Regions from separate parts of the Homo sapiens genome. Here all the other regions are linked to region 2. Evidence: chromatin loops called from intact Hi-C (ENCODE). Cell type or tissue: PC-9. All regions are shown on one strand. Links, peaks and the distances in the headings refer to the core of each region. The heading gives the core; the rest is flanking DNA.

Region 1 (5,000 bases), core at 1-5,000, 660 kb after region 2:
AGATGGAGAAACCGAAGTTCAAAAAGGCAAACAAATTTCTTGAGGTTGCATAGCTAGAAAGGGGTTGAGCTGGGATCTGCGTCCATACAGTCTGTCTCCAAAGCCTGAAGACTAAACCACTAGCCTGGACTGGCTTCCATAGCTCTTTCCCCCAAAGTGTACTGTCTGATGTTCCTTAGCAATATGACAAAAGATGTCTCACAGCTCCAGAAGTGCCCTCTGAAAAGGCTTTTCCCTGGGAATTCCATAGACTTATGGTTCAGCAACAAGAACAGAAGAGCTTGTCTAAGCCTTTCCTTTTCAGGGAAACATTTGCTTTCTCCTGGTATAATGACCCTTTTCTCTTTTCATATAGTTCCACAGGTTTCAAAACTTACACAAAGAGCTACTGTTTGATTCTTTAAAATATATTTTTCTCATTATGAAGGAAATACATGCCAATTGAAAACTTCCTAAAGAAAGAAAACATAGAAATACATAAAGAACCACATAAAAATCTCCTAAAACTCCAGAGATAACTGTTAACATTTTTGTGCATTTTCATTTAGGACGTACAGCTTCATAGTGTGTTTTTTCCTATGTGGTTAGGTGGTGAACATTTTCCCATAATTCTTGAGGGCGACAACTATGTATATCTTGAGCAATGTTATATTTCCAGGGCCCAGAACAGAACCTGGCATATAACAATTAGCACCTAATTAGTAATATCTAATTATTTTATTTAATAAATATTTGTTGAATGAATGAGTGACATATGTTCCTCCAAAACGTTTTAAAAGGCCACATAACTATGAATCTATGAAATAAAATGTAACTGTCAAATCACATTAAGATAGTGCATAACTCACTTTTAGAGGTTTCCCCAGGTGAAGGCAAAGTAGTAACACAAAAAGAGCTCTGGGGCAGGAGTCAGGCAGGCAGCCTCTAGCTTAGAGCAGCCGTTATAGGCGTAACAATACAGGCTCCATTTTACTTCCTAACACTGCGGTTTCTTCACTAGTACTATGAAGGAGTTGACTGAACTGTTTGCTAAGATTCCCTTCGATGTTTACACTATGTCTTTATTTTATTTTATTTTATTTTGAGACAGAGTCTCACTCTGTTGCCCAGGCTGGAGTGCAGTGGTGCAGTCATGGCTCACTGCTGCCTTGACCTCCAGGGCTCAAACTATCCTCCGGCTTCAGCCTTCCGAGCAGCTGGGACTACAGGCACTCGCTGCCACACCTGGCTAATTTCTTTTGTATTTGTAGAGATGGAGTTTCACCATGTTGCCCAGGCTGGTCTCAAACTCTTGGCTCACCCACCTCGGCCTCCCAAAGTGCTGGGACTACAGGTGTGAGCCACCGTACCCAGCCCAAGTGTGTCCTTTTTTAGTCTTTGAAAGAGTGTTCCAGTTTTTTAAAAGATGCAGAAGTAGTATGTAAATATATTTTATTTTAAAACTTTCAAGTAATACAGAATTACATAGGGTAAAATATGAAATTGAAATTCCTCTTTTACAACCACCCCCTTCCCAATACCACTCTCCTCAAAGACTACAACTGGTACAGTTTGGTGTCTGTATGTTCTTCCATCCTTTTTCTATGCTTGAATATATGTCCAAATACAAACGTGTAATTGAAAAGAAACACAAATGGAATCATATGATACGTATTATTCTGAGAATTGCTTCTCTCCCTCCCCTTCTCTACAGTATACCTTTGGGGCCTTTTCTGAGTCAGGGCACCTAGATTGACTTCATTTTGACAATATGAATACATCATTGGTTATTTAACGATTCCACTAGTGCTAGACATGGGCTGTTTCCAGTTTTACACCACTATAAACAATGCTACAATAAATATCCTCGTATTGCATAGCATAGTGGTTAAGAGCAGGGGCGTTGGGATCCATGCATTCGAATCCTGGCTCCACCTCTTCACAGCTGTTACTTAACCTGTCCCTGCCTCAGCTTCCTCATCAATAAAATGGGGATCGCCAGGCTGTTTTTAGAGATAAATTAGTCAACGTATGTAAAGTTCTTGAACTGCACCTACCACAGTAAGTGCTAAATGCTATTATCATTATTATTAAAACTACTATAAATAAAATTTTTGTGTGCATGTGCAGCATTTCGGGGGAACTTATATCTAGAGATGGAATTGCTGGGTTGAAATTATGCACACTTAAAATTTTGAAAGTTTTTTTTTTTTAACAAGATGCCTTCCAATAAGATTTTAACTATTTCTATTTCCATCAACAGTGGTTGAGAGTGTCTGTTGTCTTCTGCCGTTGATACCCCAGTTATTATACATTTTAAGTGTCTGCTCCATTATTAGATATTTATACACTGTTCAAATTGTAGGCTAATTAGCTGATGTTATTCTTAGTGTCTTTTCCTATCAAAATTGAAACCTAAGACTTCTGATAGTTAAGACAAGTTTGGGCCATTGGCTTTTCACCAGGGTAGCTTTAGTCGGAAGTTTTAGGTTGTGTCTTGTCCATACCCAGTACTGCCTCTCCTTAGTGGAGTTCATGTGCCCTTAAACATGTATGGTGATTCTTTCTTTTTTGTGTGGTTTATGTAAAATGAAATTAAAATCATTGTTTACCTCCCAAAGAGCTGAAAACAAAAGCAGAACACAAAACAAGTATCAAGGGGTTAGTACACATTATGAAATGTTGAAGATTTAGCAGAACATCACGTCTGAGGTGAAAGAAGTGTTATATGTTACGGAAATGTGTCCGAGCTTGCCCTTTAGCAAAGTGCTGTGCTGTTGTCTTCTGAGTCAGGACTTAAAGCTATGCCTGGCTGAATGCTTCAGGCTCCACCCAGCCCTTTGGGATTGCGGGGGGGCCCTTCAATAGCCCGAAAGCTCTCTAGTGCTCTCCTCTGGTCAAAATAAGGAGGTACAGGCTTCAAAGAACTGTTGTGTTTCTTACTGCCATTGAGTATTTGTTTCCAAAGTGTTTGTTTGTTTGTTTGTTTAGTTTTTTTGTGGTTTACAAAGTTAATGTCAAAGAGTTGAGGAGGAAAAAAATTAGTGTTCTAAGAGAGAAAAATTATTTGTGAATAAATGGCCGAATGAAGTGTTCATTAATACTTATTTTTTCAATTGAGGAAAACAAAAGGAAAAAGAAATACAATTACATTTCACAGCATCCTGGTGTGCACCTCCAAAATAATACAAACCAAATCTCCACCATACAAAACTTCCAAAATACCTAAATCCCCAGTGTACTTATTTAGTGTTTTCTGACTGATGTGAGCCTTATTTATTCTTACATAGGGAAATATGAAAATAATGTGTTAGTATTAAAGACTTCCTAAAACTGTGTTACTACTAATTTATCTATGTTCTTTATAACTGAACTGTACCCTGGGAATGACTTGGTGATGGAAAAAACTTTCCTTATTTTGCAGCTGTCAAAGTCCAAGATTTTCCTTTTGACCTCCTTCAGATCTTTACTCAAACATCATCTTACGGGTGAGACCTTCCCTCTCTGCTCTGTACAAAAATTATATCCCGGGCCTACTCTCCAAAATGTCCTCATCCCTGCTCTGCCCTATCCATCTCCATATTTTTATCATTCTCCATAGCACCTAACTGTCACATAATGTGCCATAAATTTTATTTCTAAAAATTGAGATATAATTCACATACCATACGGTTCACCCATTTAAGCATACAATTCAATGGTTTCAGTTCTCAGAGTTGGGCAGTCATCATCACAATCAATTATAGTACATTCTCATCACCCCAGAAAGAAATCCTGGGCCCATTAGCAGTCAGCTCCCATTCCTTTTCAAACTCTGCCCCTCTTCCCTGGCAACCCCCAACCCCCAGCCCTAGGCAACCACTAATGTACTTTCTGTCTCTATTGATTTGCCTATTCTGGACATTTTATATAAATGGGATCATATGTTATATGGGTTTCTGTGACCTCATTTTCTGTCATTTAGCATGTTTTCAAGGTTCATCCATGTTGTAGTATGTATCAGCAGTACTTTATTCCTTTTTAAATAGCCAAATAGTATTCTACTGTATGGCTATACCACATTTTATTTATCTGTTTATCAGTTGATTGACATTTAAGTTCTTTCCACTTTATAGCTATTATAAATAATTCTGCTATGGATGTGAATGTACAAGTTTTGGGGTAGATATGTGTTTTTATTTTCTTGACAATTTTACGTAAAAAATCATGTTTATTGTCTGTCTTCAGCACCAGCACCAAATACCATGCCAGCACAGAATAGGTGCTCAATACATATCTGTAAAATAAATGAGCTATTCTCTCTCCTCTGCAGAATCTCAAGCGTGTTGCCAACGAGATTCTTCAGTTTGTTTTAATTTTGGTCCTAACTTTTTACCTAAAGCCAGTTTAGGTGACTCTTTGTAACATGGCTTATGCATATCTCTACAGCCTGAGTTTTTGTCCCAAATTGTCCTCTACTCCTGCTATATTCAGCTACCTAGACCAAGTTCTTCTACCCCTGGATAAAGCCACTAACTACTCTCTCTGCTTAGAATATTTACCTTACTCCATCCCCGCATTCTGTCCCTGCTTTAGGTGCCTATAGTTTCCTTCTCTTTCATAACTCAGCCCACCTGGGAATTTTATCTGCTAACAGAAGTAGAAATTAATTACATTCTTTTTGGGAAACGGCTTGGCAATACTGAGAGCGTTAAAATGTTTCTACATCTTGACTCAGTAATCCCACCTTCCCCTAGAGGAATATCTGAAATATAAGCAAAAGCTTATGCACAAAGATATTCAAAATGGCATAGTTGATGCTATAGAAATTAGTGTAGCCCAAATGCTTGAAAATATAAGGTTATACAAATTATATTTATACCAAGAAATTACATGCCACTCTTGAAAATTATGTGTTTAAGTAATTTTTAATGATATGAAAATGCTTATCTAAATAGAAAAACAAACTATAAAATTTAATATGATCTAAACTTTGTAATAGTGTGATAGAAAAAAAAATACTAAAAGAAAATATACCAAAA
Region 2 (8,418 bases), core at 2,008-7,007:
TTGCTCTGTCGCCCAGGCTGGAGTGCAGTGGCGCAATCTCGGCTCACTGCAAGCTCCGCCTCCTGGGTTCACACCATTGTCCTGCCTCAGCCTCCCGAGTAGCTGGGACTACAGGCACCCGCCACCACGCCCGGCTAATTTTTTGTATTTTTAGTAGAGACGGGGTTTCACCATGTTAGCCAGGATGGTCTTGATCTCCTGACCTCGTGATCCGCCGGCCTCGGCCTCCCAAAGTGCTGGGATTACAGGCGTGAGCCACCGCGCCCGGCCTATGCTGCAGATTTTTTAAAACATTATTTAGAATTAATGTACTAAAATGTAAACTAGTATCTCACTAGAATGTAACTTCATGAGGGCAGGGACTTTCAAGGTTTTGTTTATTACTGTAACCTCAGTGCCAAGAACAGTACCTGGTGCATAATTGGTGCTCAAGAATTTATTATTTGTTAACTAATAAATTCAGGGTCTATAGCAGTGCCCATTCCTTCTTTAAGAAAAATGTTTTACCAAATATGAGAATTGACCTTTTATTATTCTGTCAACATTTACATCTTGGTTTGTTTTTAGGCACTTGCTGCTGGAGGAGTAGGGTCCATTGTTCGTGTCTTGACTGCAAGAAAAACTGTGTAGTCTGGCAGGAAGTGGATTATCTGCCTCGGGAGTGGGAATTGCTGGTACAAAGACCAAAACAACCAAATGCCACCGCTGCCCTGTGGGTAGCATCTGTTTCTCTCAGCTTTGCCTTCTTGCTTTTTCATATCTGTAAAGAAAAAAATTACATATCAGTTGTCCTTTAATGAAAATTGGGATAATATAGAAGAAATTGTGTTAAAATAGAAGTGTTTCATCCTTTCAAAACCATTTCAGTGATGTTTATACCAATCTGTATATAGTATAATTTACATTCAAGTTTAATTGTGCAACTTTTAACCCCTGTTGGCTGGTTTTTTGTTCTGTTTTGTTTTGTATTATTTTTAACTAATACTGAGAGATTTGGTCAGAATTTGAGGCCAGTTTCCTAGCTCATTGCTAGTCAGGAAATGATATTTATAAAAAATATGAGAGACTGGCAGCTATTAACATTGCAAAACTGGACCATATTTCCCTTATTTAATAAGCAAAATATGTTTTTGGAATAAGTGGTGGGTGAATACCACTGCTAAGTTATAGCTTTGTTTTTGCTTGCCTCCTGATTATCTGTACTGTGGGTTTAAGTATGCTACTTTCTCTCAGCATCCAATAATCATGGCCCCTCAATTTATTTGTGGTCACCCAGGGTTCAGAGCAAGAAGTCTTGCTTTATACAAATGTATCCATAAAATATCAGAGCTTGTTGGGCATGAACATCAAACTTTTGTTCCACTAATATGGCTCTGTTTGGAAAAAACTGCAAATCAGAAAGAATGATTTGCAGAAAGAAAGAAAAACTATGGTGTAATTTAAACTCTGGGCAGCCTCTGAATGAAATGCTACTTTCTTTAGAAATATAATAGCTGCCTTAGACATTATGAGGTATACAACTAGTATTTAAGATACCATTTAATATGCCCCGTAAATGTCTTCAGTGTTCTTCAGGGTAGTTGGGATCTCAAAAGATTTGGTTCAGATCCAAACAAATACACATTCTGTGTTTTAGCTCAGTGTTTTCTAAAAAAAGAAACTGCCACACAGCAAAAAATTGTTTACTTTGTTGGACAAACCAAATCAGTTCTCAAAAAATGACCGGTGCTTATAAAAAGTTATAAATATCGAGTAGCTCTAAAACAAACCACCTGACCAAGAGGGAAGTGAGCTTGTGCTTAGTATTTACATTGGATGCCAGTTTTGTAATCACTGACTTATGTGCAAACTGGTGCAGAAATTCTATAAACTCTTTGCTGTTTTTGATACCTGCTTTTTGTTTCATTTTGTTTTGTTTTGTAAAAATGATAAAACTTCAGAAAATAAAATGTCAGTGTTGAATAATTTATTTTTCTCTGACTTTAACAATTATGAATGTATGGTTAATTAAGAGGAAAGGTTTTCTGCTTCTACCACCAAGTACTGTACTCTTAACAAGAACAGTTTGGTAGGGTTTTTATAAGACTATATAGATATAAGATGATAGAGAAGAGAGTCATGAATGATGTCAGAGCACTACTGAAGCCTTTGGAGTGATTCCATAGCCTTCTGGATGGCAGCTGAATACCTATATGTAGTATCACTGCCCAAAGACCTAGACTAGAAAGTGCAAAGTAGCTTAGCAGCTGCAGTCATTCACTCCCAGCCTCCAAAATTCTCTTTCTTTCACCTCAAATCTATTTCTTGTACTTACCTACTCACAGCGACTTCTGTTTGCTTTCGATCTTCACCTGACTAGATTCCCACTTTAAAACACTTCCAGGCAATTCAGGGTCCTATGGGTGAAGATAAGCTAAGCAATAGGTATTATTCTTAAATATTACTTAGAGATGGGGACTTGCTATGCTGCCCAGGCTGGAGTGCAGTGGCTGTTCACAGGTGTGATCATAGTGCACTGAGGCCTCAAACTCCTGGCTTCAAGCAGTCCTGCCTCAGCCTCCCGAAAAGGTGGAACTACAGGCACATGCCACTGTGCCTTAGCCAATAGGTATTAGAGGTAGTCAAGTAGGTATAGCATAACCAATTACAAACTTTAAAATCAAATGATACTGAATGCTTTTTCATAAAATCCTTCTTAACATCACTTTCATAACTGAAGCGTTTGGAAAAATTCTGGAGTTCATATTTGTTCACAAGAATGGGTGGGTGTATTTAGAATCTGCCAGTCTATCAGCTTTACTGAGGGGAGATACTAAAAATATTTAACAAGTAGTATAATATAGAGACCGAGTCAAAATGGATACTAGCTGGAAACAACTGGTTCAACTGTTGCCTCCTGACTAAATGTCAGCCCAGGGTATAGTAACCATGACACAGTACTATCCTTGGTGAAGAGTTGGGAATAGGATTAATTGCGGAAAAAATATATATAAATGCCATAGGACACTTTTAGCACAAAAGTAGTTGTTTACCTCCCATTCTCCTCCTTTAATCTCAGTGCTTTTACTATTTGGTTTCTTTTTTGGCATTTTACAAAAGGGAAGAAATGGAAAACATACCCCTTCTTGGTCATTGGGTAACAGCACCATTTCGGTAACAGTCATACTTGATGACAAGTATGATGATATTTTAAGGACATGAACATGGGTGAAATCAATGTGTAGATGGTACAAATTAACCGAATTCTTTTTAAAGCATTTCCTGTGGATCCCAGGATCATGAGGACATAACAGAAGAATAAGGTCTGAATCTTGTTCACCAGTTTGCTCTCAGCCTAATTGGGAAGTAAGGTTAAGCACCTGAAAATTATGTCATACAAAAAAAAAGAGAATTAACGTCATACAATTTAGCATTTGACTGTAAATGCAGTTAGTCAATGTTGGGAGAACAACAAAATCAGGGTGGATCAGAGTATTTAAAGTGAGACATTAATTTGAACTAATCCTTTGGAGGGGCAGAAAGGACAAACGGTCCAAGTGAAATGAACAGAGTAGAAAGAGAAAGTTAAAAGTGGGTTTAATAGTCACTGTTCTTGCAGTTTTAATGTTTTTTGTTTTGTTTTGTTTTGTTTTGTTTTGTTTTGTTTTTTTTGAGACAGAGTCTCGCTCTGTGGCCCAGGCGGGAGTGCAGTGGCGCGATCTCGGCTCACTGCAAGCTCTGCCTCCTGGGTTCACGCCATTCTCCTGCCTCAGCCTCCCAAGTAGCTGGGACTACAGGCGCCCGCCACCACGCCCGGCTAATTTTTTGTATTTTTAGTAGAGACGGGGTTTCATTCACCGTGTTAGCCAGGATGGTCTCGATCTCCTGACCTCGTGATCCGCCCACCTCGGCCTCCCAAAGTGCTGGGATTACATGCGTGAGCCACCGCGCCCAGCTGCAGTTTTAATGTTTTTAACATAAGAATTCTAGATGGTGCAAATTATTAACAGGATCAGAAACTATCTCCGTGATAGATTCAAGAAAGTAAAATTATAGGAAATCATAATGTTTTATTAGCTGAAATAGACATTGATGATCACTTAGTTTAACCCCATGTATAAAGGTAAAAAAGAAAATTAATTAATTAATTTTTTTTTTTTGAGATGGAGTCTTGCTCTGTTGCTCAGGCTGGAGTGCAATGGCACAATCTCGGCTCACTGCAGCCTCCACCTCCCAGGCTCAAGCGATTCTCCTGCCTCAGCCTCCTGAGTAGCTCGGATTACAGGCACGCATCACCGTGCCCAGCTAATTTTTGTATTTTTAGGAGAGATGGGGTTTCACCATGTTGCCCAGGCTGGTCTTGAACTCCTGACCTCAGGTGATCCACCCTCCTCCGCCTCCCAAAGCACTGGGATTACAGGCGTGACCACCGCGCCCAGCCAGATTGATTAATTTTTAGATACACAATTTTTCCTTTAGATTTACAACTAACATCCCCTTACAGACAAAATATGTTAAAAGCACCAAAATAATTGAAAAACACACCCAATTAAGGAACAGACCAACGGCCTCTGTAGAACCAAGTGCCCTTAAACAAGGCTGCTTCTGTCCATATTCCTGCCGCGGGACCTCTGCCCCACTCCCTCTCCCCCTCACCCCAATGTCACTAGTACAATATGTGAAAACCCCAATGTGAAAACGTTCTGTGCAGGTGCCTCTTGTATGATTCCAGATATGGAGGAGGCCCGGGAAGCCCACAGAGGTACAGCATGTCATCTGCCTCAAGGTGGTGCTACTTCACCACATTGATGATCCAACCACAAGCAACATGGGACACAGCATTCACTTTAACATTTCTATTTTCCTTTATCATTTCTGTTACTTGAGTGTGTAAGAGTAATCAACATAAATAATCTATGTTTACATCTCTTATTTCTCTCTGAAACAGTTCCCTAGAATCCACACCACATGAAACACAAATTGAGTAGTGTATGACCCACCTGAATTCCAAAGCATTCTAAAACTCCCGTATTTTCCAGCCTAGCAGTTAGCTCCTGCTCTGCAAGACACACCCTCTTGACCTTGCTGCTAGACTGTATGGGCCCCCTGAAGTCATAGTAGCTGGCTCTTACTCATCCCCACATTCACTTGGCATAGTTGATGTTCAACAAATATCTCTTGGTTGCATAACATTGAACGAGCCAAGTCACCTAAGAAATCCTTAATTTATACACAGGTTCTTAGGGTACCTGAATAGGGCAACACATCAGAAGTACAAATTGAGAACTATACAAAGAGTAAAATAATTCTTGGGTTCAAATACCCTAGAGCCAATCAAGTTTAGTCACAAAGAATTTCAATTCACTTCAATGTGGACAGTTAAGAAGGGAATTTATCAGCCTTAGGTGGAAATCAGAGCCACCATGAGTACCACGTGCAGCCCCTATAGTGTTTAGCTTTGCCAGAAGTCACCAGAGAAAGTGGCTGAGGAACAGAATTCCAGCTCATATCTGGCTAACAGTGGCACTATGGGAGTTTATATGATCTGTTCATTATTCTGTGGCATCACCTTCTAAGAGCAGAGATGTGACCCAATACCCCTTGTTTTCCTTAAAGATAACCATTAAATTATATCCATGAATTTATATCACCGTCCTTGACTTTATACGTAGATTTTTCTAATTCTGTCAACCCTTAGGGTAATGAATAACTTAAATGGCCAATGCCTCTGAATAACATCATACTTCCTTTTGTTTCTCCAAAAATTGAATCAAGATGCCAGGGCAACTAAGATTTTCTTCAATTTGCTAAGTTAAAGGTCAGTGTATTCATTAGCCAATGGTTCTGTATTTTATTCATTTTAGTTTTTATTCGTTTTCAAATAATTTGTTCATATTGTTCAATATTCAAAAGGTAAGAAATATGTACTGTGGTAATTTTCCATTCCACCCTAGTTCCTCTTTTGACAACCAACTATTGTCACTTAATTCTTAGGCATCCTTCCAGATACAGTGTATGCATTTACAGGCAAATACCTATATAAGATTTTACCCCTTTGTGTACATAAATACTAACATACTATATATAGTGTTCTGTTCCTTGCTTTTTTCATTAACAGTATATTTTGGTGGTAATTTCCTATCAATACATAAAGAACTTCCTTATTCCCTTCAGAGGCATTTGAACCAGAGCAATTCCTTCTTGAATAGAAGCTGGGTAAAATAAGGCTGAGACCTACTGGGCTGCATTCCCAGATGGTTAAGGCATTCTAAGTCACAGGATGAGATAGGAGGTCAACACAAGATACCGGTCATAAAGACCTTGCTGATAAAACAGTTTGCAGTAAAGAAGCTGGCCAAAACCCACCAAATCCAAGATGGCAATGAAAGTGACCTCTGCCTCTGGCCATCCTCACCGCTACGCTCCCACCGGCACCATGACAGTTTACAAATGCCATGGCAACATCAGGAAGTTATCCTATATGGTCTAAAAAGGGGAGGCATGAATAATACACCCCTTGTTTAGCATATCATCAAGAAATAACCGTTAAAATGGGCAACCAGCAGCCCTCGGGGCTGCTCTGCCTATGGAGTAGCCATTCTTTATTCCTTTACTTTCTTAATAAACTTGCTTTAACTTTACAGACTGGCCTTGAATTCTTTCTTGTGTGAGATCCAAGAACGCTCACTTGGGGTCTGGATTGGGACCACTTTCCGATAACAATTTTATTTTTATGACTGCATAATAATTCTATTATATAAATAAATGTACCATAATTTACTTAACCATTTCCCTATTGATTTAGGTGGTTTCTGATCTTTTGCAGTTACAAACAGTGCTACAGTGAATAGCATTATACACAAGTCATTTTACATATGTTCAAGCCTATTTGTAGATCAATTCCTAAAAGTGAAAGTTAAGGTCAGTTGGAGGGCATTTAAGGGAGATATTGCTAAATTGCCTTTCTTAAAGGTTTTATCAATTATACTTTCTCCAGCCGTGTAGAAGAATGCATGTTTTCCCACCCCTTTACCTATTCTATGTGTTTGTCATAAAACATTTTTTAATCTTTTCAAATCTGATGTTTTAAAAATGGTATCATATATTTGCATTTCTCTTAATGTAAATGAGATTGCACATCTTTTCACATGCCTAATAGCCAGTTGTATTTTCTTTTCTATATTTTTGTATTTCTATATTTTCTTTGCCCTTTTGATGGTCTTTTTCTTACTGATTTGTAGGAGCTCTTTTCAACAGGAATGTCAAATATTTCTTGCATTTTGAGTTTCGCTTTATAATAGCTTTTACTATAAATAAAAAGGTTATTTTTATTTTTATCTAATTGAGTTTATTAATCTTTTCTTATGGCATTTAGAGTTCAAGTCATACTTAGATTTTCCTGGCTCCAAAATTTAAAAATAGAAATTTCATGAAGTGTTCTTGGATGTTTTTATGATTTTAAATTTTAGTTTTTTTATTTTAAAATATTCATATTTTTCTTTTCAACAATTGCTGCTTCAAATGTAAACTAGAAGAGATTAGTTGGTCCCCATATGGAAGTCTTATCCTAATATATTGACTTGGTTGGTTTTCTCAGGACTTGAGGGTGTTTTCTTAAGACAAACTACCCAAAGTATTTCGCACGTGAAAGCACAGTTTCACTGTCATTCAGGCAAGTATTTACATGCTAAGGGCTGCTTAAAATATTTAAAATACAATCCTTATCCTGTGGGATCTAGATTCTAGGTAAGATACACAAGCAATGAATAAAATTCAATAGTAAACAAGCTATAATAGAGAAGAGAGTAAATTCATGTACAATAACAGATGGGGAGCAATTACTTCTCCAAGAGAGAATGTCAAGGAAAAGGTGTGAAAATGGGAGCATTTCAATGGGCCTTGAAGGCTATCTAAGAGTTTGGCAAATAGAAAACAGGAAGGGAATACCAAGCCGAGGAAACAACACGATTTCAGAATTCACACAATTAGTGAACATTCCAGAATCCTGTTCATTATTAGTATTAAATCAAGTTAATTAAGTGATACCATGTTACCACTAAGTTTGAAGACTGGTTCCAAATTTTCTGGGTCCTCAGATCAAAAGCAAAAGATTTCCTTAACTTTGATATAATACCCAGTGTTTATTCTAACGAGAGGGAAACCATCTGCTGCTGAGATACAGCTACTTATGAGTTTCATGTTATAGCTGTTGTCAGGCCAGGAAGTACATAGACAAAGTATATGCTGATTGATAGTGACTCTCTGGGGTGCTGTATTGAGTAGGACATGTTGGAGTTCAACAGGTAGGTGGACCATGAGAATTAGTGATGTCTGCCATGGGTTTTAGACATGTAGAATCACAACACATATTTTATTCCTGCTCTAAATGATATACAATATCTGCATTATTTGGCCCTGGCCTTTATCTACAGCCCCATC
Region 3 (5,000 bases), core at 1-5,000, 390 kb after region 2:
ATGACAGCAGATCATTGTGATTCACTGCAGAGTCTAGGGGTGCTGTAGCAAACCCCTCTACAATCTGGGACAGAGCAAACTTTATAAGTCCACAACACATTCCATATAGAGAAACTCTAGTCCACCATCAGGGACAGGAACGGTTTTATAAATCATAATTTTAAACTCTAGATATTTCCTGAAGCCAAGTAGTAGACTGAGCTAGACCAAAATTAGACCCAAGAGGCCTAGGTCCTATTCCTAGGTTTGAGGGCTGACCGACTGGGTGGAACTGAGCTAATCACACCAAGATCTCTGCAACTGTTACTTCTTCCATAAGCAGTGCCTTCATTGTTGATTTTTCCAGAAACAGGGTCTTGCTCTGTCACCCAGGCTGGAGTACAGTGGTGTAATCATGGCTCACTGCAGCCTCGAACTCATGAGCTCAAGTGATCCTCTCGCCTCAGCCTCTCAAGTAGCTAGGACTATAGGCACGTGTCATCATGCACAGCTATTTTTTTATTTTTTATTTTTTGTAGAGATGGGGGCCTCACTACGTTGCCTACGCTGGTCTCAAACTCCTGAGTTCAAGCGATCCTCCTGGCTTGGCCTCCAAAAGTGCGGGGATTACAGGGATAAGTCACCGTGCCTGGTCAGAGAGCTTTTGATTATTCTTCTTGCCATATTTATTCATATGGTGGGCATTCAATACATCTTTATTGAGTGAATGAATTAACAAAAGAATACCTCTCTCCCACTTTTTCCATTCTGTAAGAGCTGCTGTGCTTCTTCTTTCCAGTTTCCCAGATTCTTCTGTGTACGCTTGAACTCATCCATATGCCTGGTTACCAGGCTTGAGAGTGAATCCGCTTTTTGTTTGATCCTCTTTGCTTCTTCCACCTATGAGCCCAAAGAAACCAGGGAGTCTGACTTCTGCTTACCAGTTACCACACCAGCCTTGTTAGGACCTGGCACCATTGTTTGAAAATAGCAACAGCCTTAAGAAGCCAAGAAAATAGTCACTAGCCATCCAGGCCCAAAACCTAACAAAAATGAGTCAGTATGCCCAATGAAAGTAAGGCAGCAGGTCCCCTCAATGTCAAACAGGCTTTGTCTCTGTTCTTTTTCATTTTTTAAATGTTTACATGTTAGTTTATATATTCATGGGAACATATATCCATGGGGATTGTGAATTTTTTTTTCTATAGGTAGTAAACAAAATCTTCTTAATCGAATAAGTTTGGAATTGTTAAAGGAACTGATGGCAGAAACAATGCAAAACTTTTGAGAAGAAGTCATCTCAGAGTGGCTATACATAGAGATATACTATAGGTTGGACTCAAGCGTAAACAAAAAAACTTTATAAAAATTTTCCACAGGTTTCAACAATCCCCAGAACTAAGGAAGATACATAAAACTTTTATCCAGTAATAGGTTTAGCATGGGTCAAATCCTTTCCAGAGACTAGGATTGTGGTTTAAGAACAAGCAAATGGGTAATGAGAAGGCTAAATACTCTTCCCACTCTAAAACAGAAATGGTCAACATGGAGAAAAAGCTGAATGTTTGAACAATATTATGGCACCCCCAGAAAAGAAAGTATTTATGGCCCTCCTGTATATCAAGCACACAGGCCAGATGCCCTCACCTGAAAGGACTGATCACTGACTCCCTGAAGCCGAGACACTGAATCCAGGAGGCGGAGACTGTGCTGATAAGACCTATCTGCTTCAATTTCCGCTTGAGTGGCCTCCCTTGTCAACTGCTGGGCCAGGGACTTGGTTTTCTCCAATCTGGTGTTGGGGGTGGGGAGGGGGCGGTAATAAAAAGAGGACTTTGAGAATTCTTTTTTTTTTTTTTTTTTGAGACAGGGTTTCACTCTGTTGTCCAGGCTGGAGTGCAGTGGCGTGATCACAGCTCACTATAGCCTCATCCTCCCACGCTCAAGCAATCCTCCCAATTCAGCCTCCCAAGTAGCTGGGACTACAAGAGTGAGCCACCACACCTGGCCCCCCCTTTTTTTTTAACAAAAGCAAAATTTCACCCTGTTGTCTTGAAAGTATGTAGTTAGAATAACCAGAAGAACCAAACAAAATTATTTATCAGATACTTGTCCCTCTCCACTAAACATAAGCCTTTTAATTTACACAGGTTGGGTCAGAAAAATTCAATCCCAAATTCCCCACTTCTTGATAACAGAAATATATTTCTGTATTTTTATATCTCCCCATGCCATCAGATGGGTTTATTCACACCCTTCAAACACCAGAGGGTGACCATACCTCCCAGTATTGTAATCTCAATCAAAACATTAATTTTATTTAGACTAACCAATCTTTTTTTCTTCCAGTCTTAAAAATATCTGCTTTTCCCCAAAGTAAAACTCCCATGATTTCGGCCCTCTTATTATCATTAATAATATGTTTTTTACAACTAGCATGGTGCCCCTCAAGTACGGTTAGCATTTTGCCCTGGGAGTATCCAAGGTATAATGAGCCACGGGAGGACCCGTAGGAACGTACTTTTCCACAAGCCCTTGCACCACAGCACCGTCCGGGCTACCGCTTCCGCTTCCGACTCCTTCATGCAGGGCCTTGCGCACCAGTGAGAGGGCTTGTTTGGAATAGTCCTCAGTTTCCCTTGTCAGTTGCTCCATGTTACTGGCTGACTCAACGTGGCTGAAAGGATTAAAAACAAAAGAATAAGAGTTTTCACGCAAAGGGCTTCCTTTAGGTTGTTCAGTTACACGAAGGGCAAAGAGTACGGGAGCTGGTCTGATTTAGAAAAACCCTACAGAACTGACTCAAATTACATGGAATTAGAGGTGCTGTCAAGAAGCAGAAAGTGTTTTGGAGAATTCGCCTTATGTCATAGACCTTGTAGTGATCTTTTCCGTTTATGGCATAATCACTGGAGTCCCGGAGCGGGGTGGAGTGTGGAGATGGGTGGGAGCAGTCTCAGGTGATAAAACACTGCATCTGTAAGCTGTTTGCTGCAGGAAGAAACCTCTAGGTCTTATTTCACCCAGGATCCAACCTTTACGCACTTTCGCTTCAGCTCTAAACTGGGCCCACCACTAGGGGGACAAAGCATGTCTATAAAAATTCCCTGGATACTTTTGGTTCCTCCTGGTTCTAAAAAGTGCTTCTTTAAAAAAAACCCAAAGAAACAAAATTAAAAACGAGCTCAGGAGGCAGCTCATGTTACAAAATATACAAATCAGCCCTCTTCCGCTGACTGAATTCCACTTGGGATTAACAGAGCCTGCCACCCTGCTGAGCAGACCGCTACCAGCAAACCTCTTAAACACCGTAGGATTTCTAGTCAGAGCCAAGGATGAAGGGAGCTGCGTGTTATCATTGGGGCCCTGCAGAGCCGGTTTTCAGGAGGAAGTTCCCCCTCTGCAGTCTTGGCCCCCACAGGCTAAAAAACAACTCGTTGCTACTTGTTCCCAGGCTTGGTGTGGGAGTCCCTGAAAGCTGCAGAGCTTTCTCTTCCAAGGGCTGATTCATTTCACGTGGCCCGAGGAATCACATCTGACATACAACACAGCCATACTGTGAGTCATAGGGAAATGTGGGAAAGAAACACCCTCACCCCCAACTCCTGCCAAATGACCCTGCCCAGTGGCCACTTACATACAATAAAAGCCAAGTGGTTAAAAACTGGTTTCAAGGTAGGGAATGGCTGCAAAGGAGCCTGGAGAGAATAAATACGATGCTTGGGTCCCTAATACCCTACACTCTTATTCAAGTCTGGCCTTGCAGAGACGGCTTGAAGCAGAGGTGCCCTCTAATGCTGCTCACCTTTCTGCTAATCTTGTGGCCTCCTGAGCCAGACTTTTAAAGCCATTTGGCCCCACGTAGTGGTCTGAGGCAGGAATGTTCTGTGGGAAAAGGAGAATCGGTTAAGGCGAATCGGTTAAGGCTTTGCACTTGGCCATGGAACTTAAGCAGGTGCATCTGTCCTGTCAGAACCACTTGTCATTAGCCACACAGGGTTCCACACCCTGACACTTACACCATGCCTCTATTCACCATTATTCTATTTTTAAAAAGTATGTATAGGCCGGGTGTGGTGGCTCATGCCTGTAATCCCAGCACTTTGGGAGGCCAGGGCGGGTGAATCACCTGAGGTCAGGAGTTCAAGACCAGCCTGACCAACATGGTGAAACCCCGTCCCTTCTAAAAATGCAATAATTAGCCAGGCATGGTGGTGCATGCCTGTAATCCCAGCTACTTGGGAGGCTGAGGCAGGAGAATCGCCTGAACCTGGGAGGTGGAGGTTGCAGTGAGCCGAGATCGCACCATTGTACTCCAGCCTGGGCAACAAAAACAAAACTCCATCTCGAAAAAAAAAAAAGAAAAAAAAAGTATGTATAGACAAGAGCAAAGAAATCCAAGTTCAAAAAAGTCTGTATATAGATATAGATGCATTAAAATATATATACATAAAAAAATCCAAAACAACAACAAAGTAAAATAAAAATTCTTTTCCTGCTGGAAGCCAAAAAAAATAAAAATAAAAATATATACATGTACATTTTTTATATGAATTTAAAGTCCAGTAGAATATATTCCAAATTTTAACAGTGGTTATTTGATAGTAATGGGATCATAGAGAATTTTTATTTATTTTCTACAACAAACATTTCTGTAATAAAGGAAACAATCAATACACATTATTTTTAATGTGACTTCCTCATTATAGTATCTGATTATCATTCCACTTCCTCTATTCATCTCCCACCCATCCATTTACATTATTGTTACCATAACCTTCTTTATTCAGAAATAGAAGAGTGCTCAATCAAATCTCTCCCTCCTACCACATTACAAACTACATCAAGAAAATCATACTGGCAGCATTTTTTTCCCATTTTCAAAACCATGTCTTCCTTCCTTCCTTCCTTCCCTACTCTCTTCCTTTGTTCTTCTTTCCCTCTGTCCCTTCCTCCATCCTTTCTTCCTTCTTTCCTTCCTTCCTTTTTCATTCATTCATTCATTTATCCATTCATTCATA

The links. A loop is a pair of places that touch in the nucleus more often than their neighbours do. Peaks named below come from ENCODE experiments on the same cell type or tissue, not always from the same donor. Only the 100,000 strongest peaks of a DNase experiment are listed, where the experiment ranks them.
Region 1: a loop joins it to region 2, with 5 times the contacts of the local background. A loop is called at or near these places in 18 of 110 quality-filtered maps.
Region 3: a loop joins it to region 2, with 11 times the contacts of the local background. A loop is called at or near these places in 2 of 110 quality-filtered maps.

The regions. Positions count from the first base shown.
Region 1 is chr1:182,960,540-182,965,539 of GRCh38, reverse strand. No RefSeq gene overlaps it. Among named protein-coding and RNA genes, the nearest start is that of SHCBP1L, 9.9 kb to the right of the region's middle. RefSeq lists an enhancer at 2,672-2,966. In PC-9, for the core only: a CTCF peak has its summit at 2,876; a DNase peak (open chromatin) is centred at 2,809; H3K4me3 peaks cover 479 bases; H3K27ac peaks cover 596 bases.
Region 2 is chr1:183,619,744-183,628,161 of GRCh38, reverse strand. It overlaps ARPC5 (actin related protein 2/3 complex subunit 5), which reads left to right. Exons shown (of 4, transcript NM_005717.4): 4 at 568-7,316. The coding sequence ends at 630. Among named protein-coding and RNA genes, the nearest start is that of ARPC5, 12 kb to the left of the region's middle. In PC-9, for the core only: CTCF peaks have their summits at 4,563 and 4,763 (motif pointing right); DNase peaks (open chromatin) are centred at 4,781 and 5,080; H3K27ac peaks cover 3,202 bases.
Region 3 is chr1:183,233,231-183,238,230 of GRCh38, reverse strand. It overlaps LAMC2 (laminin subunit gamma 2), which reads right to left. Exons shown (of 23, transcript NM_005562.3): 15 at 3,785-3,864; 16 at 2,501-2,656; 17 at 1,627-1,771; 18 at 727-879. Among named protein-coding and RNA genes, the nearest start is that of LAMC2, 49 kb to the right of the region's middle. RefSeq lists a silencer at 3,123-3,417. In PC-9, for the core only: CTCF peaks have their summits at 2,872 and 3,073; DNase peaks (open chromatin) are centred at 3,420 and 4,000; H3K4me3 peaks cover 1,866 bases; H3K27ac peaks cover 3,627 bases.